Linked DNA regions of Homo sapiens: region 1 is linked to region 2. Evidence: chromatin loops called from intact Hi-C (ENCODE). Cell type or tissue: CD14-positive monocyte. All regions are shown on one strand. Each heading gives the region's core, and the rest is flanking DNA. Links, peaks and the distances in the headings are about the cores only.

Region 1 (7,506 bases), core at 27-2,526, 81 kb after region 2:
CGAGACTCTGTCTCTTAAAAAAAAAAATTCCATAAAAGTTATATACACACGTGTGCACATGCGTGTGTGTGTGTGACATCTCTTCCTAGTGATGTTCCCCCTGACCTGGCCAACAGCCCTGATTCTGTCCTCCAAACCTGATGCTGGCTGGCTTCCAATAGCCTGGCTCATTGCTATTCTACACCAGCCCCTCTCTGCCCTCAATTCAGCCCCTCCACTGCAGTGTCAGAATTGAGCCTCAAAATGCAGCCTGCTACAGCCTCTGCAGGGGTCTCCATGCTTCCAAGCCTGCTTGAAACTTTCTTTATGGCAGGCATGGGGAGGGGGGAGGGCAGGCCGTGTGTGGCTGTCACCAGACCTGGCTGCCTTGGGCCTGGCTGCTTTGGGCCGAGCCTTTGCATCCCTAGTGGGTCCTCACGGCTGCCCATAAACCCAGCAGGGTAAAATTCTTCGTTTTGTCATACTGAGCAGCCAGCATGCTTAACCAGCAGGCAGGGAAGGGTCTGGCAAGCCCACCTCCCCTGCTGTGTGTGGGATGGAGTGGGGTTGTCTAGAGCCAGGAGACCTGAGCTTTGGTTTACATGAGGCCTTGAGCAAAGCAGTTCTTATTTTTGAGGTTGCCCATCAGTAAAATGAGAGGCTGAATTAACAGGACCAGACTATTCCAGCACCCTTGACAGACACATCACCACCAGTTGATGGATTGTGAGGAATGCTCTATGTTCAGGCAGATCATGCATTTTTCCAAGCCTCAGTTTTCTTATCTGTTAGCATGATCCTCACAAGGATGGGGCAGGGCTGCAATGAAGACAGGGACAGGGATGGCCGAGCCCAAAGGCCTTGGTCACCAGCATAGCCCAAGCGTCTGCTAGGTGATGCACTAAGCTGCCCAGCACTCTGCCAGTTCTACCCTCTCTGTGTCCCCTGACCAGGAGAAGGCAGCTGTTGACTCAAGGGAACAAGTTCCCTGGGGCTCAGAGGAGCTGGCAGAGAGGTTAATTGGGGTGTGGGGCCACCTGCTGGTCACCTGGGTGAGTATTCAGTGGGCACCTACTGTGTGCCATAGCCTGAAGGAGCTGTGGGGCAGGGGAGAGACCACAGCACCATAATGAATAGCTGACACTTATTGAGTGCCTACTGTGTGCCAGGACTGTGCTAAAGCTTTACATGGATCATCTCACTTAGTCCTCACTTTCTCATCTTACAGGTAGAGAAACTGAGTCCCAAGCTCTTAGCCGCTGCTCTCTGTGCTAGAGGAGGTCAAAGGAAGGAAATGCTGTTTTTGGCTAGGGGCAATCACAGAAGACTTCCAAAAGGTGGTGACAATATGAACTCAAAGGGAAAGCCAGATTTGGATAGACAAACATTTAGGGACTTAGCTGGCAGGTACACGGGGAGGCAAGGCATTTTGTGTGAAGAATGGAAAACAAGTCTATTTACTGGGTGAGAGGCAGCCATGGCACAGGGGTCTCTCATTTCCTTGTCCCATCTCCTGTAGGAAGTCAGAATGGGGTGCTCAGGGATGAGACAATGGGCCCCTGGTAATAGCTCCTCTCTCTTAGAGCCCCCAGGGTTCTCCCATGGGTAGTGCATTCCCCCTCCACATGTGCACCTCTGGCTCCTCTGGAGATACACTCAACCAATGTGTCAGACAATCTATCCATCCCCTCTTACTGCTCCAGCATTTCTGGTTGATTTCAGAGTTGGCTGTTAGAGTTGGGGCCAGATCTTTTCACATTGGACTCCCTGAACCCCCCAGGATTTGGTGAAGGAGTCCTAGGACCCTCCACTTTTGCTTCCAACACAGCTATTTTATAGATTGGTGTGCTGAGATTTAATTTGAACAAGTTTACATGCATTAAAAAAGTTTATGGAGCACTGAGCTAGACATTAACAAAACTGATCTCAAATTTTGCAAGGCAGGCATTAAGATCTCCATTTTACAGATGGGAAACCAAGACTCGGAGTAACTAAGTGGCTTCCCAAGGTTCATGGCTGGTGAGGACAGGAGGCAGGGCTCTGACATGGCAAAATGGCTACAAGATTGTCCTTTCTCCTATGGTTCCTGCCCTCAGAGAGTCCATACTTCATGGGCACAGGCACCTGCTGGCATTGTCTGGTGGGGCGTCACTGGTGCTGACAAAGGGAGCAGAGATGACTGGGTGGTCGTGGGTGTCTTAGGCAGGCTTGCTTTCCCCTTTCTGGAGAGTTCACTCTGGACAGAGACAGTTGGGGCAAAGAGTGGGTGGTGGCAGCAGGGGAGGCACTGGGAAGCCTGCCTTAGCCTATAAACCCTGCCCCAGTGTAGAGGCTGTGTAGATAAAGCAGATGACACCCCCATTCCCATTCCTGATCTTGATCTGTGTTCACAGCAAGCCACGGAGTAATCAACCCTCAGACCTGGCAGAGATGCTCTGTGTGGGAATGAGGCAGGCCCCTCAGCCACCTCTTGAAGCAGCACCCCTAGTGCAGGGACTCTCCCCCAACCAGTCTCCCTTCCAGGTGATGGGACCTTGACTCATGGGTCATGTTTCCCCCACATGAGCTACTAGGGCTGGATGGAGGGTCTCAGGGCCCACTGAAAAGGCCCAGGGGCTGAGGGGCTGGGCTCTTAGCTGTGGGCCTGGCCTGTTTGAGCCATGCCTTGGAGCTCATGTTTTAGCACCTAGCGTGTGCCAGACATATCTCGTACTTGACTTTGTTTACTTTTCTGTTCTTCCAGTAGCCCTCCCAGGCAGAGATTATGCCCACTTTGCAGATGAAGTCACTGAAACTTGAATAGTAGCAGAAGAAACTTCCCAGGTTCCTATGAGTGGTGTGTGGCAGGACCAGGGTCTGAAGCTAGGGGCATGGAGCCTCACAATCCCCTTCCTAATGGGAAGGCTATCCCTGCCCAAAGAGTTCCAGTGTCATCTGACCCCTTCCCTGATCTGGTCTAGCTGGAGGAGATGTCATAAACCCATTCCTCCTCTGCCCTGATCTTCTATGCCCCTGGATGCCAGAGGAAGGATTCTTGGGTGTGACCTTCTATGGCCTCTGGTCCCTGAACTTGGGCAAGGAGTGCCTGGCACCTCTCAGGATGCTTTAAAGTCAGAGTGCTTCCCTGCAGAGGAGACAGATGTTGGGTCTGAGTCACACAGCTTGGGATCCCCTTCTGACTCCACTCTGTGACCTTGGACAACTCTCTTAATCTCTCTGAGCCCATTTCCTCATTAGAACATATGGATAGCAATGCCTGCCCCCCAGACTGTGAGACTGGGAGAGGTAAGGCATGACAGTTTGCTGAGCTCCCAGCATGTCATAGGTCCTGAAAAAATTCACGTCACATATGAGACCGTGTGGGGCATGATGGTGTTTAAGGAAGTATTGAGTCACAGGTTAAAGCCTTTAGAAAGGAGGCTGACTTCCTGGGAGAAGCTGCAGTCAGAGCTCCTGTCTAACTGAGCCACCCACCTGCCCTTGAGGCCTCTCTCTCTCTCTCTGAAGGTTCCTGCCAGGCCAGGCCCTAGTAGGCTGTGCAGTGGGACTCGCCAGGGCTGCTATGAAAGACAGGTGAAGCAGGGGAGGCTCTGCCCAGTGCCATTAGGCAGGTCCAGAGAACCCCTCCTTACAGGATCAGGAAGGGAGCCAGAGACTGTGGCTCCCTTTGTACCAGCTGGTGAGGGGATGGACTGGCCCAGTGTGCCTCCTGTGGGCAGGTGTCTCTGTGCTGTTGGCTGAGCCAAGTTAAGCAGACAGGACTCCTTCTACAATGATGGAACCTACAGCCAAACAGTGGAGTGACAGACAGGGACAGAAGGGTTGGGGGGTGGGGAGTATCTCTGAGAAGGGGACACTCAGCCAAGGATGAATGACAAGAAGTTGATTATAAGAAAAGAGAGGCTGGGCATGGTGTCTCTTGCCTGTAATCCCAGCACTTTGGGAGGCCGAGGTGGGCGGATTACCTGAGGTCAGGAGTTCAAGACCAGCCTGGCCAACATGGTGAAACCCTGTCTCTACTAAAAATACAAAAATTAGCCGGGTGTGGTGGCATGCGCCTGTAATCCCAGCTACTTGGGAAGCTGAGGCAGGAGAATTGCTTGAACCTGGGAGGCGAGGTTGCAGTGAGCCGAGATCACACCACTGCACTCCAGCCTGGATGAAACAGCGAGACTCTGTCTCAAAAAAAGAAAAGAAAAAAAGGAAAAAAAAAAAAGAAAAGAGAAGAAGGGCATCCCAGGAAAGAGAATAGCAAACGCAAAGGCCTTATAGTGGAAACAGCCTTTGAGAATCTGAGGAGCAGAAAAGAACACAATATAGAGAGTGCTGGTCTTGTTCAGCCTCCCCAGGACAGAAGTGAGCATATGGGCACACTTATGTGACCCAAGGAAGTCAAGATTTTTGAAGACACCTTTCTCTAGGTTCTGCCACTGACCACCCAGGACAGAATGAGTCCAGGGCTCAGGATGGGTTGGCCAGATGTGAATCAGCCCCCACCTGGCCCTTTACTTTACAGATGGAACACCAGCTCCTAAGATGGCTTTGATATCTAATTGCTGGCAATAAATTAAACCCACAAAACGGTGGATGCAAAGCTCATTGGGGCTGTTAACATCAGCAAAGCCAGTGGCTGTGCCTGTTTTCACACCAAGATGCCGTAAGATACAACTCACCTCTGGAGATAGATTACATGGAGATAGGGCTCTGCCCTTTGGGCCTGGAAGCGAGAGGGTCGATTCCTGTTACTGAGCTCCTGTAACTAGGCTTGATCTTATCACAGTTATATGAATGCTTGGGAGGGAGATCCTGGAGTAGGGGTGAGCAGAGATTTTCAGCAATAGTCATATACTCTAATCTCAGCCAGCAAGAGACAAGCCCCTCCTCCCTCTAGCCCGTGAGTGAGTGCAGGCTAGGGGCCTGGCTAGGAGCACTGCCAAGGGATGAGGGGATCCCAAGGTGTTCTTCCTGGGACAGCCATCCTCCTCCTATGGCCACCTTTCCCAGCCTGCCCTGAGAAGGTTTTCTTCCTTCTGTTGCTCTGGAAGTCAGGTGGGTTTCCTGAGAGAGTTAGTTCCATGGAATAAATACTTCCCACCTGAAGCTGGGAGGGCTGCCTGGAGGAGGTTAGGATGCCGTGCATGTGTGAAAGGGGGTTTAGGGAAGGAGCAGGCGGCCAGTTTCCACGCTCTGGAGGGAAGATAGTCAGAGGTCAGCTGAATTGTCCAAGGTTGCCCAGAAGGTTAGTAGCTGGACCTATGAACAAAAGAAGGCTCCCTGGAGATGGTCTGAAATGTAGGGGCAGAGGAAGATGGCATCAGGACTGGAGGGACTTAGAAGAGCTTGTGGCTCTAGCTTCAGGACTTCCGATGATTCCTCCTTAGAGTATGATCACCCTTAGAAAAAGATGGTACCTCTTGGGCCTCTGCACTTTCTTGCCTCCATGTTTGTCCTCTTGGACTGGCCAAACCCAGTCTTCCAAGGATGGAAGTGGATCCAGGAAAAATGAAAGTTGACACAGGCATGGTTCAGAAACAGCTTGAGAGCTGGAATGGACAGGCAGTTCTAAATAGACTCTAAGACGGTCAGAGCTGGAAAGTACCATTTGATTCTCATTTTATAAATGAGAAAACTGAGGCTCAGAAGCCAGCTACCCAGCTTCGACTGTCTCGCCCAACATGTGCACCCCCTGTCCCCTGGCTGGGCCACCTTGCCTTCCCTGGCCTTAGAGTTCCCTCTCAGGTCTTTCTGGCTCTCACCTTTTCCTGCAGAGCTGTTTTCCATTTTTGCTTATTCCTGAAGGGGACTTTATCGATGACCGGTTTTGTGGCATCCATGGCTCTTAATTAGGCTTCCTTAGGCCTCCTTTCAGAAGGCTTTGAGTGAAAAGACCATCAGTATTTGGCACTGGCATCAGTGTAAAGGGCTCTGCCCATAGCACGGAGAGAAGGGCAGATGTGCAGGGAGACTGGTGCTGAATTACTGGGGCCTAGAGAGCCTGGAGGCCTGAAGAGGGTTTTTCAGACCCCATCCCATGCATGTTCTGCTGGAAGCCAGAGGCCCTTCAAGCCTGAGAGCCCTGGCTTCTGGGCTGGCTGCTGACGTCCCCCTCCCTACCACTCTCAGGACAACTGCCCAAAGGCTGGACACACACAGGGATTTCCTGGCTGCATCCTGTGAATGGAGTGGGGCTGAGGAGATGTTGGAAGCCATAGCCTGGCTGAGTTGAAGTCCCTACTCTCCAGCTGGAAATATAGCCACTGCCTATAGGCTCTTCAGCATAACGATGTCTTTCAGAGAATCAGGGCTATGGAGATCACGAGAGGAGAGTAGTAGTTTTGCTTGGCTTTGGAACTTGAGGTGGGTTTGGAAGGAAGATGGAAGGTCAAAGCAGAGAGGGCACAGCATGGCTCTGGGAATGGTCTTGCTGATTTGGGTGTGGGGAGTGTGGATAGGAAAGGGCGGGCCTCTCTTAAGCTTTAAGTGCCCAGCCTGGGGTGGAAAAAGAAATGCCAGGCTGAGTATGGACACCACTCTGGAGGCAACAGGGAGCCATTAGGGACCCTTGGACTGAAGAGAAGTGACAAGCGAGTGGTTTGGGGCAGCTTCGCCTGGGAATTGGCAATGATGAAGCCAGAGTGGAGGAACTCTCCTCACAATTTCTCCCAGATTCAAGTAGCACGGCCTCAGGGCAGACGTTCCTCTCCAAGGGTGACTGGGACTGTGGCTGGATGCTCAGAGACAGCCCAGGATGATTCCCATGCGAATCACCATCAACCCCTGGCTCATGCCCACCCTTGGTTAGAGTCTTCCTTGACAAGCTCTCCCTGGGGCATTCTTAAGCCAGCACCAGTTGTGTTTTCCAGGTGAGCCGAGCAGTTCTCATGTTGCCAGACCTGAGGTTCCTCACTGCCTGGGACCTCCTGTCCAATGGAAGGAAAAAGGAAAACTTGCATTATTGACAGATGGATCCTGAACCCCTCAGCTCATGTAACCCTTGCAGCAGTCACAGGCAGGTGCCATTCGCACCCATTTTATACCTAACACCTCCTGATGAGCCAAGTCTTCTCAGACTCCACAGTCCCTGCTGGTCCCTGGACTCTGGGGTTACCCCGGCTCTGGGCCCCATCAGAACCTCCCTGGGGCCTCCACCTTGAAAACCTGCCTGAGCGTGGATGGTGCATGCATTTACTGCAGGCTCCTTGAGTGATACTGCTCCACAACTGGGTCTGGGGAGGTTGGCCCCAGGTGGCCACCTCTAGTGGTCTCTTTCTGGCTGGTGGTTGCCAGCATCAAGAACCACCATCACTTCTCACACCATTCAAGAAGCCCTCAGGGTTTTCTCTGCATTTAGAAAAGAGCACAAAAACATAGGCTATATCCTGGAAGTGGGCAGGGGATAGGGGAAAGCCTCTCCCACTTTCCTCTTCCCCAAAGTATCTTCCACAGCTTCCAGACTTGTCACTATGGAGTGTCACAGTCTTAGGTTTGGTAATGCTCACTCCAGGTTCTGCAAAAGTTTGAAGGTCA
Region 2 (5,964 bases), core at 54-2,553:
GGGCCGAATGCTGTGGGCCCTCCTGTCTGGCCCAGGGAGGAGGGGAAGTACCCGGGGCTGGGCCTTCAGCTCATGGCAACCCCAACCACCTCTGGCTGGGTTATCCAGTGCCATAGAACTGGTCAGCCACTGGACTGGGGTCTTTGAGAAGAGGGGTATCCCTGAGGCCCGGGAATCCAGTGAGTACATCGTGGCTCATGTCCTTGGAGCCAAAACAGTTAAGTTTAGTGTTGTCAAGAGGACAGGAAGAGGGAGGAGGGAGGACTTGGGGAAGGGATATCCAGGTTTTCTGTTCACTAAGAGTGCTTAGCTGAGACTGATGGGATTTTTCTGAAGGAACGTCTTAGCGCCTGGCACACACTGTAACAGTTTGTTGGATGAATGAATATATCTCTGCCTAAGTGTTCTGGGATAGACACCTGGAAGCCTGGTGTTAGCTGTGTAACCTTAGGCAGGATGCTGCCCCCTCTGGGCCCAGATGATGAGAGGGTTGGGCCTCCAGACCAGTGCTGGGCAGGCATTATCCACATAAGACACCTGGGTTGGGGGCCTTGGGCCCAGTGAGCCAGCCACTTATATTCTCTGTGGGGACAGTTTCAGAGCCTGAGGCCGGCACTTTGGACCCAGCCCTTGACCTCTCAGCAACTACAGTGTATCCGGGAGCTGAGTAGCCGTCGATTGCAGAGGTGAGCACCCATGGATCAGACCTGAAGGATGTGTTCAGGGAGCAGCAGTCCAGCCTCCCCTATCCCCACCAAGTTCAGGGAGGAGGAGAATGTCCAAGGACTAGGGAGGTGTTGGGGTGCAGGAGTGGCAAGAGTGGGGCCGGGGTACTGAATAGGAAGAAGGGAGGGAGGGAGGGTTTTGCCTCAGGAGTCCCAAGGCCCTGGAGACATGGTCTTGCCTGATACCTTTGGCCACAAGTGGTATCTCAACCCAGGCATGGTCCTGTTGGTCCTAGCTCTGTCCCTGATGACCACCCAGCTGCCCCCTCTGCAGGATGCCGGTGCAGTACATCCTTGGAGAGTGGGACTTCCAGGGGCTCAGCCTAAGGATGGTGCCCCCAGTGTTTATTCCTCGGCCAGAAACAGAGGTAGGTGTGCCACCAGGGCAAGGCAGGATCAGGATGATGGTGGAGTTCAGGGCACCAGTCTTACCCCAGGCTTCCTCCAGGGGGCACTGGGGCCCCATGACTTCAGGGACAGTGCCTTTCTAGACATGTATTTCCTCTCTGACTGTGTTGGCAGAGCCCAGAGGACAGAGGATTCCTGTTGGTCCCCTTGACTGTTATGTTCCAAGCTATCAACCCAGCCTCTAGGTCTGGCAATGGCCCAGAGTGCCTCAAATAGTGCTGCCCAAGTACTTAGCCTGTTCTGCCATTTCTCTGGGAGCCATCCCATGGCTCACCCAACCCACAGGGAACAAATGTCTTCCAGCAGCTTCTCAGGAGGCATGGAGGAAGTGGAGAGGGCTCCAGCCGGACACCTGGAGACCTGGTATCAGCTGTGCAACCTTGGGCAGGTCACTGCCCTCCTGCCATCTCTGGGCCCAGATGATGAGAGGGTTAGCCCTCCAGCCCAGAGAATCTGGTGGCCCTCTTAGGTCTACTGACTGGTCTGGTAATCACCTGTGTTGTCCCTCAAATTACTAGGACTAGGGATGTGTGGCGCAAGTGTGTTATCCCTTGGTAAGGCACCCTGGTCCTGGAAGAGACGCTTTATATGGCCCTTCTTGGACTCCCCTCTGACCTTGTAGATGACAGAGCTGGGAGCCAGAGGGCGCAGACCAGGGAGTAGAGCTGGGTGAGAGCTGGTGGGCAAGCCAGAGGGCGCCAGGTTCTGAGAAGGAGTGTTTCTAGAAAGACCTAGGCACACAAACATTTCTGGGAAAGGTTAGTTCCCATTCCCCTGCTGTGGCCAGGGGGCCCCAAACCCTTCTTTCACTTTCTCAGCTTCTGTCCCCTAGCCAAGAAACTCTCTGACCCCTCTCCTCTCCATATCATGTGGTTGGGAGGCCAGGTCCTTGCTTCACTGCCCAGTGTCAGGGCAGGGACAGTAGGGAATCTGAGGCCTTGCTGAAGTCACAGGGCTGTCAAGGAAGGGAGCATGGGGGCAGCACGTGGACTTCCTGACTCCCAGCTCAGAGCCCCATCCCTCACATGGGGCTGCCCCATCTGGGATTGGCATGACCTAGGACACAGTATGGAGACCCAGAGCAGGGTGTGGCCTGCCACCTGCAGACTTTGGGAGGCTTACCTGTGGCTCCTGAAAACACGTGATCTCTGGCGAAGAGATCATTTGCTGTCTCCGGCTTCCCAGGGTCAGGGCATGGTGACTTTTGAGTTCCTTCAGAGCTGACCTGGCACCAGCCATATGTGCCAGGGTTCTGAGTATCAAGTGTGGACTTTGGCTCCCATGTGGCCCCCTGATTCTTGGATGGGTCTGGGCCAAGAGAGCAGCTCTACTGCAAGGGGTGGGGTGAGGGGAGATGCTGCGATTGGGAGGCCAGGTGCTCATCTTGCTGTGCAGACATTTCTGAGAACTCACCAGGTTCACCCCAATGTAAAGCCACATCGGGGGATGCCTTACCAAGAACTCAAGAGGACGTGGCCTGTGGCAGGGAGTAGTGAGAATGGGTGCAGGGGATGGTTTCTGATGAAAGGGGAGTCTGAAGTGCAAACTTGCAGGAGGCATGTGCCCAGTGAGTTGCATTTTCCCTAAGGGTGAGAAGGTGGTTCAGCCCCTGGCCTGGCAGTGAATACAGTAGGAAACTCAGGGCTGGGGGTGTGAACCATTCTCACCCAGCCTGCTGTGAGGCTGTACAGGTTGTGGGAGGCTCAGTGTTTTGTCTGTGATTGGCTTGAAGGAGGCAATGCCACCTCCCTGGGTCTGCCCCACCAGGGATGCCATCCTAATAGAGGGTACTCATGGGCACTTAGGTTCTGCCCAGGCCTTGGGCCAGCCTCTTGATGGGGTATGGAGTCCATGTTGGGGCAGCAGTTCTAGGCAGAGCCAACAACTGCCTGCCCCTCACCTCTTTCCCGCATGCGTCTGTGCCCCACCCTGTTCTTGGATTCTTACCATATTCACCTGGAGGGGGTGCCCTGAGCCTGTGACCAGCATGGCTTTTAGTCTTGCCGAAAGAGCCACCAGCGTTAGGCTGAGGGAGGCTCTTCACTAGGAGGAGAAGAGAAAGTTTCTGGACTCCTTGGGCTGTTATCTACCCCTGCCCCAGGTGGCTCTACAACCAAGATGAGTTTCCGGTGCTCTGGAGTGTTATGGCAAACAAGAGGCCACTAGTGGTGGCAGGGGCTCAGTTTCTTAGCTTCTTACCCTCCCCAAGGTGGCCATCCACATACGTGGTGTGTGTCTTTGAGGTCTTTGAGTATCTCTGTGAGGTGGCTGGCCAGTGTGGCTGGCTGAGGGGTCATTCTCCAGCCAGAGTAGGTCTGTCTATGACCAGGAAACCAAGAGAGGCTTACACACCTGACAACAACTGGTCACCCTACCAACCTCTCAGCTTGTGGCCTCACCACTGAGACCACAGGCTCTCAGCCACAGCCCTATACTGCTCACTCTGTACCTGGCCCAACCTTGCAGGCTAAGCTTGCCACAAGTACCTTAGTGGTCTCCAGTAGTGCCTGGCACAGGGCTGGTGAGAGCTAGTGAATACACACTCTCTCCTGCTGGAACTGGGCCCCCTCACCCACAGGCAATCATTTGTTAGGTGCAGAAGAGGCTTGGAACATGGAGGGTTGGACCTGCTGGCCAAGTTCTGCCTGCTTTGGACTTGCCACCCTCAGGGTGGGTGAACATTGTTGCTGGGTTTGGGGGCCTGGAAGGGTGAGATGCTTTTTGGAACCCAGCACTGGGGAACTTATGTGGAAAATGGGTGTGAGTGATCTGGAGCCCTCTGCTCCATTGGGCCTGGCTGATGGCATTGGGGTGTGGGGGAGACCTGGGGGTGTGAGACTCAGAGGGTGGTGCCACAGAGAGCTTGCCCATCACTTAGAAAGTAGCCAAGAGGGCCAGGCGCTGTGGCTTACACCTGTAATCCCAGCACTTTGGGAGGCTGAGGCGGGTAGATCACCTGAGGTCGGGAGTTCGAGACCAGCCTGACCAACGTGGAGAAACCCTGTCTCTACTAAAAATACAAAATTAGCCAGGCACAATGGTGCATGCCTGTAATCCCAGCTACTTGGGAAGGCTGAGACAGGCGAATCGCTTGAACTTGGGAGGCGGAGGTTGCGGTGAGCCAAGATCGCGCCATTGTACTCCAGCCTGGGCAACAGAGCGAAACTCTGTCTCAAAAAAAAAAAGAAAAGAAAAGAAAAAAAGAAAGTAGCCAAGAGGTTTGTCTGTGGGCCAAGCCCTGCCAGTGTGGGACACACTGCGATGAGTCAGACCTCAGGTCTTCCTATTATGGCGTCTGGTGGGAGAGGCACACCCCATCCTTAGGCTAGACCTTAGGCTCAGGGTGGAGAAAGCCGTGGTAGAGCCTGGCCCAGGCTTGAGGAAGGCTTTCTGGAATAGGTAGTCCTCTTTTCAGATCAGGGAAGCACCCACTTGCTGCCCACCATCCCCAGCTCCCTGAGCCAGTCTTTCCTGAGACCTGGGGTCCCAGGAGTCCTGACCCTCTGGGGGGCTTCTCTGCCCACATCCAAAGGGATGCCTTTGAGAAGGAGCTACACTGCCCTTTCCTTGTCTCATGCCTGGCTACTCAGGTGTCCCACTCCACTGCTGGTTAGAAAAATTTTGGCCATTGGACGGCAGGAGCCTTCCACCCTTTACCCCTACCCTATGTTGGTTTACAGGCATAGTCCTTGCAGGCAGTGGCTGGGTAGGCAAGGCTTGAAACCCTCTTGTTTCCAAAGTGACAGTGTCTGAAAATGTCCTCCTGCTGCCAGGGCAGGTACAGTGCAGTCAGGCACCTCCCTCTGCACCCATGCCTGTTGACCTATGCCTGTGTATGCCACAGCCCTCAGGTCCTTAGTCAGGACCATGTCCCCCCATGGCCCATCTCCTCCAAAAGAGGGAATTCCCTGTCCCTTTGGCCTAGGAGCCTCCCTGGGGGCCTCTCAAGCCCAGCTCTGTGAGGAGGCTGGGGACACACCAGCTCCTGATTCTTGGCCACCATGAAACCACAGGCCAGGCTCAGGTGGGGCCTTGACCCCAGGCCTCAGTTTCCTCATGGGACACTTGTGAGGATTTAACAGATTAATACAGGAAAAACTCTGGGAGCAGGGTCAGGCCAGAGGGAGTGGACAGGAACTATCAGGTATGGTTCTTAGCTTTTTTCTTTTGAGATGGAGTGTTGCTCTGTCTCCCAGGCTGGAGTGCAGTGGCGCGATCCTGATCCACTGCAACCTCTACCTCCCGGGCTCAAGCAATTCTCCCTCTCACCTCAGCCTTCTGAGTAGCTGGGACTAGAGACATCCGCCACCATGCCCATGCCTGGCAAATTTTCACACCTTTAGCAGAGACGGGGTTTCACCATGTTGGCCAGGCTGGTCTCAAACTCCAAACTCAAGTGATCTGTCCACCTTAGCCTCACAAAGTGTTGGGATTACAGGCATGAGCCACCGTGCCCAGCCAGTTCTTAGCATTTCTGTAAGCACAGAATGGGAGGATGTCTGTAAAGGGCTTAGCTGGGGTTGATTGAACACTTAACATGAAACAGGTGTGGATTAGTGCATTTAATCCCCACCACATCCCCACGAGGTGGGCTATCCTCAACTGGGCTCAGATGTACAGATGGGGAAGCTGAGGCCTGGAGGGGCAGGGTGACTTGGCCATGCCCCAGCTGACATGAAGGTCAGTCTGGCTTTGGCTACCTCCCCTTCCTACGTTCACAAGGGTAACTGCTTAGGCCTCTGTACCAAGACCCCCAGGAGCCACGTTGGCACCGACTCTGATCCAGATCCCTCTGCTTCACAGGAACTGGTTGAGTGGGTGCTGGAAGAGG

Evidence for each region. Peaks named below come from ENCODE experiments on the same cell type or tissue, not always from the same donor. Only the 100,000 strongest peaks of a DNase experiment are listed, where the experiment ranks them.
Region 1: it touches region 2 in a loop (2.6-fold over the local background); 18 of 110 quality-filtered maps call a loop at or near these places.

The regions. Positions count from the first base shown.
Region 1 is chr3:50,651,932-50,659,437 of GRCh38, forward strand. No RefSeq gene overlaps it. Among named protein-coding and RNA genes, the nearest start is that of LINC02019, 14 kb to the right of the region's middle. RefSeq lists enhancers at 1-80, 81-1,014, 880-1,029. In CD14-positive monocyte, for the core only: CTCF peaks have their summits at 1,018 (motif pointing left) and 1,220; a DNase peak (open chromatin) is centred at 1,000; H3K27ac peaks cover 433 bases.
Region 2 is chr3:50,571,116-50,577,079 of GRCh38, forward strand. It overlaps HEMK1 (HemK methyltransferase 1, mitochondrial release factors N(5)-glutamine), which reads left to right. Exons shown (of 11, transcript NM_016173.5): 2 at 1-217; 3 at 595-686; 4 at 1,000-1,093; 5 at 5,937-5,964. It also overlaps a transcript of C3orf18 not described here. Among named protein-coding and RNA genes, the nearest start is that of HEMK1, 4.6 kb to the left of the region's middle. In CD14-positive monocyte, for the core only: CTCF peaks have their summits at 1,168 (motif pointing right) and 1,370; a DNase peak (open chromatin) is centred at 1,186; H3K27ac peaks cover 1,003 bases.